Linked DNA regions of Homo sapiens: region 2 is linked to region 1. The links are chromatin loops, found by intact Hi-C in ENCODE. Cell type or tissue: PC-9. All regions are shown on one strand. Each heading gives the region's core, and the rest is flanking DNA. Links, peaks and the distances in the headings are about the cores only. Region 1 has its middle 63 kb from the start of LIMCH1. Region 2 has its middle 30 kb from the start of UCHL1.

The links. Hi-C counts contacts between places; a loop is a spot of excess contacts. Peaks named below come from ENCODE experiments on the same cell type or tissue, not always from the same donor. Only the 100,000 strongest peaks of a DNase experiment are listed, where the experiment ranks them.
Region 2: it touches region 1 in a loop (9-fold over the local background); 2 of 110 quality-filtered maps call a loop at or near these places.

The regions. Positions count from the first base shown.
Region 1 is chr4:41,472,626-41,478,010 of GRCh38, forward strand. It overlaps a transcript of LIMCH1 not described here. Among named protein-coding and RNA genes, the nearest start is that of LIMCH1, 63 kb to the right of the region's middle. In PC-9, for the core only: no CTCF peak of the experiment used is centred there; a DNase peak (open chromatin) is centred at 2,976; H3K27ac peaks cover 3,408 bases.
Region 2 is chr4:41,284,204-41,289,588 of GRCh38, forward strand. No RefSeq gene overlaps it. Among named protein-coding and RNA genes, the nearest start is that of UCHL1, 30 kb to the left of the region's middle. RefSeq lists an enhancer at 3,953-4,453. In PC-9, for the core only: no CTCF peak of the experiment used is centred there; a DNase peak (open chromatin) is centred at 3,088; H3K27ac peaks cover 3,023 bases.

The DNA of each region.
Region 1 (5,385 bases), core at 180-5,179:
CCAGGCTGGTCTCAAACTCCTGGGCTAAAGCGATCGCCCACCTTGGCCTCCCAGAAACCCAGTTTCCTAAGGCAAGTTCCACAGAACACTGACCCCACCCATTGGATAATTTTCCTGCAAGGTAGTCTTGGTTAGACAGATTGGGAAACAGTATTTTATCCCCCTCTGGAGAATCTCATTAGCATATTGTTGGCACTGAGAAGTTCAAAGTTAAAAAACAAAACAAAACTTTTTTTAAAACGCAGGATTCCCCAAGCTTACTTGACCATGGACCCTTCTTTCCACATCACATCTCTTAACATCCCATGGAGCTAGGATTCTGCAGAAAACACTTTGGGAAATGCTGCTGTAAGCCTTTTTTTTTTTTTCTCCTCGGTAGGCCAGAGAATAAATGCGAAGGCCAATCTCCACGAAATAATAATGTAATTCCATTCAAGACAAGAGGTGAAGAACAGATATTGCCTCTGCATTTTAACTCCTCCCAGTGCCATAAAATGACAACTTGGTAAATGTTGATGTGAGTGTGAATCTTTTAAGGACCTGCCAATACCGAGAGTGAGAAGAGGAAAGGTGTGTGCTGTTTACTGCATGTTCTTTGAGATGTTAGTTCTGTTTCTTTGACTTTGCTCAGGTTTGTCATTTTGTGCAATGGTACATCCTGGTCCCATCACTACCAACGTGTTGCATAATGGATGAGGCTGAAGAGACCCAGGCAGCAGGCAGCAATTTAACAAAACAGAGAAAGAACAGAGCTGTTGATGGTTGGAAAATGCATTAGTCTTTTCTCTCTTTTACAAACAACAGATCCCTGTGTCAATCAGTAGTAAAATAGCAACTGGTCTGTTTTGCTGGTTCTACTGATCACCTCCCTTGCAGTGTAATCAAGAGTCTAGTTCAGGGCCTTTATCTCACCCTGATACAAGAATCAACTGAAAATGGATTAAAGACTTAAATGCAAAACCTGAAAGTACAAAACTACTAAAAGAAAACATAGGGGAAAACTCCATGACATTGGTCTGGGCAGTGATTTCTTGGATATGACCCCAAAGCACAGGCAGCAAAAGCAAAAATAGACAAATGAGATTGCATCAAACTTAAAAGCTTCTGCACAGCGAAGGAAACAGTTAACAGTATAAAAAGACAGCCTACAGATTGGGAGAAAATATTTGCAAATCATACATCAGATAAGGGGCCAATGTCCAAAATATAGAAGGAACTGTAATGACTAATTAACAAGAAAACACATAACCTTATTTTAAAAATGGGCAAATGGCAGGCACAGTGGTTTACGCCTGTAATCTCAGCACTTTGGGAGGCTGAGGCAGGGGCATCACCTGAGGTCAGGATTTTGAGACCAGCCTGGCCAACATGGAACAACCCTGTCTCTACTAAAAATAAAAAAATTAACAAGGCACGGTGGTGCGCCCCTGTAATCCCAGCTACTCGGGAGGTTGAGACATGATAATTGCTTGAACGCATGAAGGGGAGATTGCAGTAAGTCAAGGTTGCACCACTGCACTCCAGCCTGGGCAACAGAGTGAGACTCTGCATCTCAAAATAAAAATAAAAACAAAAATGGGTGGTCAGGCGCGGTGGCTCACGCCTGTAATCCCAGCACTTTGGGAGGCTGAGGCAGGTGGATCACAAGGGCAGGAGTTCAAGACCAGCCTGGCCAATGTGGTGAAACCCTGTCTCTACTAAAAATACAAAAATTAGCTGGGTGTGGTGGCAGGCACCTGTAGTCCCAGCTACTCAGTAGGCTGAGGCAGCAGAATCGCTTGAACCCAGGAGGTGGAGGTTGCAGTGAGCCAAGATCGCACCACTGCTGTCCAGCCTGGGCGACAGAGTGAGACTCTGTGTCTCAAAATAAAAATAAAAATGGGCAAAGGACCTGGATAGACTATTCTCAAAAGAAGACACACAAATGGCCAACAGATATATGAAAATATGCTCAACACCTCTAATCACTAGAAAAATGCAAAATAAAACCACAATGAGATATCACCTCACACCTGTTAGATTGGCTATTATCAAAAAGACAATAGATAACAAACATTGGTGAGGATCTGGAGAACGGGAACCCTCATACACTGTTGGTGGTATTGTAAATTAGTATAGCCATTTTGGAAAACAATAGGGAGGTTCCTCAAACAACTAAAAAATAAAATTATCATATGCTCCAGCATCCCACCAATGGGCATATACCCAAAGGAATTGAAATCAGTGTGTCGAAGAGATGTCTGTGTTCCCGTGTTGACTGCAGCACTATTCACCATAGCCAAGATATGGAAACAACAGAGTGTTCACAACAGATTAAAATGTGGTATATATACACAAAGGAGTATTATTCAGCCTTAAAAAAAAAAGCCAGGAAATTCTGTCATTTGGACAATATGAGCGAACCTAGAGGACATTGTGCTAAATGAAATAAACCAGGCACCAAGAGACAATTTTCAGGAGTTTAGTGGAGACCTTTGCTTTTGTTTTCTATTGCCTACCTGTATCCAGGAAATCAGAAACAGCCATCTGAAAGGACGCTAGTTTACATTATTCAAGTACTTGTGTCTTTCTATAAGATGTTGACTGTTTATAAATAAGAGTATATGCAAGTTTAGAAGTATCTGAATGTTTATATAGTTACATGCTTTGTTTTCAATCATTATTTGATAAAATTCTCCAATTTCATGAATATTCAGAAATTATAATACAGTTGGAGCACTGCAATTGGATTAACTCTTAGTCCTATAATGTATGTCATACAGACTGTGAGTTTGCAGTAGGGGTCTGGAGCCAGTTCATATGACTGGGGAGAAGGGATTGTGTCTGTTTCTTCCCCACTTTGCATTCAGTGATATCAGGTTGAGCATGAATTCAGCTAAGGTGGGAATGTTGAAACCACAGAAGCTGGCAAATGCTGTACATTAGGAATCTCCCTATTCCCATGAGAACTGGTTGTTAAACAAACATTTTAGAACACCCTTAGTCCTAGGTCATTTCTCAGGATGACTTGATTATAAAGAATGTGGGAGTTGAACAGTGAGGACACATGGACACAGGGAGGGGAACATCACACCCTGGGGCCTGTTGGAGGGTGGGGGGCAAGGGGAGGGAGAGCATTAGGACAAATACCTAGTGCATGCGGAGCTTAAAAACTAGATGACTGGTTGATAGGTGCAGCAAACCACCATGGCACGTGTATACCTATGTAACAAACCTGCACATTCAGCACATGTATCCCAGAACTTAAAGTAAAATAATACAAAAAAAGACATTAAAAAGATTTTTAAAAATACAATCAAGGACCTTTTAGAACACAGTGAGTGTTTTAACAATAACACAATTGCCTCTTATTTATTTATTTTTAGAGACAAGGTCTTGCTCTGTCGCCCAGGCTGGAGGGCAGTGGCATGATTATAGCTCACTGTAACCTTGAACTCCTGGGCTCAAGTGATCCTCCTGCCTCAGCCTTTCAAAGTGCTGGGATTCCAGACATGAGCTCTCACACCTGGCCCTCACAATTGCCTTTTATATCTTTATTCCTTTCTTCATTTCCCCAGTCTTTTGGTTAATGGTGTTTAAGCTGATGTGTGGCCACAAGGTCCCATTGTTTGTTGGTTGGTTGGTTAAACATGATTCTCACCTATTAGTTTCATAAAGAATAACCTTGCTTTTTTTCCTGTAATTTCAAGAGGATAGTCCAGTTTTGCATTGTTTCCTTAGAGTTCTTGGTAATACCCTGGAGACAGCACTTGTTCTTCATTGCTGTGGGCGTTGTTCGTGGAGGTGGAGGTAAGGAGAGCCAAATACAGAGCCTGAGCAAGGTTCACTCCTGTGCAGGCCAAGATGGCTGCTGCTGCCTCTGGCGGGGCAACACCACACTCTGCATCAGCAATGCTCAGTGATGAATGGCATTTTAGTGGGCTGGGTTACCACCTGCTGTCTGTATCACAAACCAGCCAAAAGAACAGATTTCCTGCCATAATACATTATTTATAAGTCTAAGGAACCAAAGGAAGATAAGTAGGGAAATATTTTGTTCCAAAAATGCCTGATGGTATTAAATGAGGCATCTTGTCTTCCTTCCTTCTGTTCCCCTCCACCCTCCCTTAATGGATATGTATTTTCATTCCATAGGGGACTGAGTTGTATATAGGATTATTTCAAGCTGGATTCTTTGGGTACTTGTGATGATTTTTTAAAAACAAAGATAAAAATCCAGGGACCTGACAAAGATTGTTATTATTTCACCCCTTTGGTGTTGAGTGAATTGACAATAAATGCACAGATGTGTTGATGTTTTTCTGGATTTGGGGGTTTATTTTCTTATTACACATTTTGAGGAAAAGGCGCATTGAAGAGAGCAGAAGGTGTCATAGGCAGTGGAAGTCTGATCTTTCTTTGCAACTCAACTGATAATAGGGGGAAATCAGCAACATATTTAGACAACATGGCACACTGGCTAGGAGGGCAGGTCAGGAGCCAGACTGCCCAGCTTAGAATCCTGGGTCTGCCACCTGCTAGCTATAGGAAATTGGGCAAATTACTTAATGGTCTGTACTTTTGTTTCTTCATCTGGAGACCAGGGATAATAATAATGCTTATATCCAGGCTCCTGATAGCCCACTGAGCACTTTTGTGTAAATTAGAAAAGGCAGCTCCCCAGGGTGGACTCTATGGGCTTGGGTACAGACAGTAGCTTTATGTGAATTAGGAAAACAGGACTCTTCCTTCAGAGGAGTTTGCGTGGTTTAGCAAAGAGAGCTCAGGCTGGGTGTTCCCCCCACCATGACAACCTGTGTAAGCAGCTGTGGTAGCTCTGACTACCACACCGGGTGCTGAGGAGTAAACGAGTTGATGAAGATTCAATAAAAGATGCTGTTATTATCATCATCATTATTTTGAGGTGACAAGCTAGAGTAGAAGAGGGTTCAGAAGAGCCTGTAGTTTCGTGCAGAGTAATCTTAGAAAATGAAGCAATTTGCTGAAAGCCCTTGGTTATTAGCAAAACTGTGGCTAGAACACAGTTGTCTTGACTTTTGGTTTTTGCCAATCCTGACTAGGCGTTGCTACACAACTATGTGATTCAAACAAAAGGACCATTGATAGAGGATAGGGGTGAGGGGCACTGCGGTCAGTCCCAGCCCCAGGTGCCACTGAGAGCCATTCAAATAACAAACTCTTAGAAGATGATGGGTTTTCCTCCTAAAACCAAACAGTATATATGTTCCTTTGTCCAGGATTTAAGTGTTCATTTAAAAATATACCATGAAGTAGGCATGTGGGGATCACAGCTACCACCTTAATGGTGGACTTGAGGAATATTAGTAGATGAAGATGTATTTCTGTAATATTTGAACTAAACAGCTCTTAAAAGTAGCATTTCTC
Region 2 (5,385 bases), core at 80-5,079, 190 kb before region 1:
GATTCAAGTGATTTTCCTGCCTCAGCCTCCCAGGTAGCTGGGATTACAGGCACCCGCCACCATGCCTGGCTAATTTTGTATTTTTAGTAGAGATGGAGTTTCACTATGTTGGTCAGGCTGGTCTCGAACTCCTGACCTCAAGTGATCCACCTGCCTCGGCCTCCCAAAGTGCTGGGATTACAGGCATGAGCCACCATGCCCGGCCTCCTCTCCTGTAGCTTTGAATGTTTGTTTTGCTGCCTACAGTTTTTACATAATTAATATAAGCTATATGAAGAATATTGTTCTCCTTTCATAAGTTTCCATGTGTCTCCATGGCCATTACTCTCATCGTTTGTAACTGCTGTTATACTCTATGATACTAATATACAATATTATAATTTAATGTAATTATTCTTTTTATAACAGTATTACATTTTTTGTTATGAAATACAGTCCAAGGTGACAGCAGGGTCAGTATCTGGTTAGGGCCCTCTCCTTACACTACAGACAGCAACCTTCTCAATATACCCTCACATGCTCTTTCTTTGGTGCCTGCAGTGGACAGAAAGAGAGAGAAAGTCCTTTGGTGTCTCTTCCCATAAAGGCGCTAATGCCACCACGATGGCCCCACCCTCATGATGTCATCTAAACTTAATCACCCCAAAGGCCCCATCTCCAAATACCATCACACTGGGGCTTAGGGCTTCAGTTGATGAATTTCAAGGGGATATAATTCAGCCCATAGCAGAAGTTCACCCTCAAAACAACCTAGTAGCACAAATTCACCTCATGCTAACTTACATATGATTGGATATATTTTATATTAAATAACACAAAACAATTTTAGGTACATGGGAGTCGTACAACAGTTGCTTCAAAAAATACATGCTTGGGGGTTGGTGATTAGGGGTGACTTTGGGATCTACGTCAGGGGCTCACCATCCTCATCAGAAATCCTTCACTCCTCCAGAGAAAGGGCAGCCACATAATCATTTGCCCAGGCCCCAAATGCTCTACCTGGGTTGTTTGATTGGCTTGAGCAAAAGGACTTTGATGTTCCTTCGGCTGAGCTCAAAGGACTGCTCAGCTGCCGTAGATTATCCCAAAGTTCTGTGTAGTCAGATTGCCTGGTGCTTTATTCCTAAGCTGCTTTTATGCCTTCCCGTCCTCACCTTGCCTGACTCCTGAGCAGCAGGGCCCACCGTTCACCTCTTGGCCAGTTCCAGCTTCAGCAAGTGCACGCTGTTAGTTGACCTTTGACTCTCAAGTCTGCCAGCCCCACAGCTGCTTCTTTTAAGAAATTTGTAATGCCCCCTTTACTCTCCTAAAATAAAATTCATAGCTAATATAACCTACCTACACATATAATGTTTACAAATCAATTTAAAGACACAAAATATGTATTTTTTTCAACCTGTAAACGCTCAGTTATTACTCCATAAGATGCATAAAGTAGGGAGAGGCTTGTATGTAAACATGAGATCCCTGAGAGAGGAACAGACACACAGCTGATGTAATCAGGGGTCACAGCAGCTCATTATTGGCCATGGGAAGTTTCCAAAATGGTGAACCATCTTGGCAAAATTCCAAACACAATTATATTACATTCTGCCCTTGATTTACCCCATAATTGCACTTATGAAAACTTCAGTGCAAAAACTCTGTGAAAAATATTTTATATATAGGATCAGAAAATTATACACAGATTTTTCATCTACAAGAGTCCCCATGGGGACATTCAAAAGCTGTGTAAGACGCAGCACAAATTCCTCATTGTATGAGACTGCCTTCTGGTGACTCGGGCCCTGAACACTAAATGCCAGTGGGACCTACCCTACTATGATTACAACAACAAAATATTTGCCCACACATTTCCAAAACAGCCCTTAGGGGTTGGCACTACCACCCCTAAGGACCACTTAGCTAGACTGGAGAATCTTTAATAACTAATCTGTGCTTGGCAGAATTCTAAAATGGTCCCCAAGATTCCCAGCCCCTGGTGCACAGACACCTTCTCCCAGGTATTTAATCCGACACTAATCTAGATGCTGCACTGAAGGGATTTTGCAGGTGTAATTAAGGCTCCAAATAAATGGACATTAAGATAGAGAGATTATACTCAGTTGGCCTGACCCAGTCCTTAAAAAGGACTGGGCTCTTTCTGGCAAGGGAACGACTGGCAGCCTTGAGGGGCTAAGACTGGTCTGCAACTGACCATCAGCAAGGAAATGAGGATGTAAGTTCTACAACCGCAAGGACTTGAACTTGACCAACTGTCCCATATAAGCCTGGAAACTGATTCTTCCCCCAGAGCTTTAGAAAGGGACATAGCCCAGCCAACTCCTTAATTTCAACTTTTAAGTTTCTAAGAAGAGAACCCAGTCACTCTGTGCTAGACTTCTAACCTGCAGAATTATGCTCTAATGAAGGAGTGTTGATTTAAGCCTCTAAGTTTGTGGTAATTTGTTATGCAGCAACAGAAAACTCACACATAATTTAATTTTATTTATTTTTTTTTAAGAGACAGGGTCTCCCTGTATTGTCCAGGCTGTTCTCGAACTTCTGGCCTCAAGCAATCTTCCCACCTTGGCTTCCCAAAGTGCTGGGACTGCAGGTTTGAGTCACTGTACCTGGTCTCACACATAATTTAATAAGGCAATGCAATGTGTTCACTAAAACACTGGGCATCCCCCTTGTTGCCCTCTGTCAACCACCCATTCTCTGTCCCTACCACTGACCCTCATGGTTGGACTGGGAAGAAGTCATATTGATTCTTCTCAGTTCCTTGCCCTCTCTATCTCTCTGAATATGAGGGTGAAAAGCATACACTGAAATTCCAAAAACTGACCACACTCCCTGATTCTAGATCCTCCCTGAGGATGTTGAAGGTCATCTGGGTTCTCTGGTTCAGCCCACAGCCTATGTTTACCTCATTTATAACCTCTGCTTATGCTTTTCATCATGAGGCACTGTGCTGGTGAAACCTAAACAGGAAAAGTAATGTGTAACCTTAACTATTTATTGAAATCTGATCCGCATGTTTTACTCATTGCTGCAGAAGGTCACATAAATCTAATCTGTATGAAAACAATGAAAAAATGTTCTTCAGCATGCATGGGACTGAAATACTTCACATTTTGTGTGCAGGAAAGAATCCCAGGCCCTCAGGTATGACCCATTGCCTACTTCCCTCTGGGACTATTTTTTTCTGTGTTCTCCCACCCCCCACCGCCCTTTGCAGGCATCAGCCACCAGAAATGCCACCAACAGAGTCAGTTCACTCTGGAAGGCTCTCTTTTTTGTTCCTTTTGGAAACACGAAAGCCACATTTGAGAGCTTTATGATAATTATTATTTTAAAATTTAAAGCCCATAAAATCATCTTTGAAATAAAGAACAACAGTTGGCTCAGAGACCAGGCTTAGTTTTTCTACTTCATGTGCCTATATTTGCTTCCGTGGGATGCTATGGACCCATGCCCCTTTTTGTAAAGACATGTGGTGCCAGTATAGAGGCCATAAGTTTACTATTATTTGTGCAATTGACTTATTTCATGAATTTGCCCCCAGACTGTCTTCTGATATTGTTTACCCAATCACAAAAGGGGCCTTCAAATATTTATAGCATTTCCTTCTTTTTTGCCTTACAATATACTCTGGATTTCTCAAACTTTTGAAATCAGCATGCATTGTACATTAATTTTCTTCCTAATCTTTCCCTCTGATTATATATCTCCCCCATTTTCTTAATCGCTTTGACACAGGATTCTTTTGGTGCCACTTTGCCAGACAAAAATCTCCACCGTCAGCAGTTCCTCTGCTGGGGCTTCACATGGGCCTGCTGGGCTCACCTCACCCACTCTGCTCAGCAGGCTGCGCTCTGCTCATGCTACTGGCCCAGATCGCACGCCTGCTGTGGCTCTGTGCCCAGCCTGTGGCTGGTTAAGGCGTGCGGTGACCAGCTTCTGCCTTGGGTGCCGGCGTCTGGACAAGGGAGATGTGGTGGTACCCAAAAACTCGGAGATGCCAGCAACTGCAGAGCCCCCAAGGGGTGTTACAGCTTTTGGTTGGGGAGTCCCAAGGTCTGAGCCCCCAGGAAGTGTCACAGCTTGTTCGGTCCTGCTGCCCGCAGCTCAGTGAATGGGGGTGTGTGGTGTCAAGTGGTTTTTTCACTCCGGTAGCTCTGCGAGCAGGAATGTATGTTACAGCTCTTTTCGCACCCTCCATTCAGCAGGTTCCAGGTTCTTGTCCCGTGACCAAGAGGAATGAGGTATGCAGACATCAGAGAGTGAGCAAGGCAGATAAAATTTTATTGAGCGAAAGAAAAGCTCTTGACAATGAGAGGGACCCTGAAACGAGCAGCCCTCTGTGTGAGACGGGGCTGAAAGTGGGTAGTGGTCTGTGGGGCTGAGTCCGGGGTTTTCTGTGGGCTCAGAATAGGAGAGTGTGTGCTAATTGGTCCATGATTTGGCCTGGAAAAAGCACCATTCGATTGGCTAAAAGGCATGAAGGAAGTTCTCACTGTGGTCGTGGACTCCACCCAGAACTGGCAGTTTGGTTTTCCAGCTTCATGCTGTCTTTGACTTGAAGGTCGGGTTTCACCGGGGTCCTGTCCCTGTCTGCCTAGGAATTTGTTTCCTGCTGCTATCAGCTTTATTACGGTATAATCTACATACCATAAAAATTTAACTGTTGTAAGTATATAATTTATTATTTTTATGAATAGAGTTGTTAAACCATTACTGCAAATCCGGTTTTAGAACATTTCCATCATCCCTAAAAGTTCTCTCATGTCTGTTTACAGTTAATCCCTGATCCCACTGCCAGCCCCAGACAACCACTGATCTGCTTTCTATCTCTGTAAATATGCCTTTTCTGGACATTTCATATAAATGGAATTATACAAATAGAATCTTTTGTATTTGGCTTCTTTCACTTAGCACAAGTTCATTTGTGCTGTAGCATGTGTCTTAGTTCTTTCTTTTTTGCTGCTGAATAGTATTCCGTTGCATAAAAATACCATATCCTATTTACCCATTCATCAGTTCATGGACATCTGGGTTGTTTCCAGTTTTGAGCTATCGTGAATAATACTGCTCTGAACATTCATATGCATGTATTTATGTGGATCAGTTTTAATTTCACTAGGGTAAATTCCTAAGGGCGAGTTACTGACATTCTAGTTTCTGTCTCACTGACTCCTTATATAAGAACTTAGGATGCATAGAGCAAAGTCTGGTGTTCTGATGGTGTCCACCTAGGCAGGTGGCCTATGTAGAGGATGGCCCTCCTCCTCCACCACTACCTGGTAGTGTCAGTGGAGAAGGGAGCGGAAAAGATGGCTATCAGTGGTTACTGGCTGAGCTGCCATACGTGGCAGTGGCCCTACTCAGGCATGAGAGTCC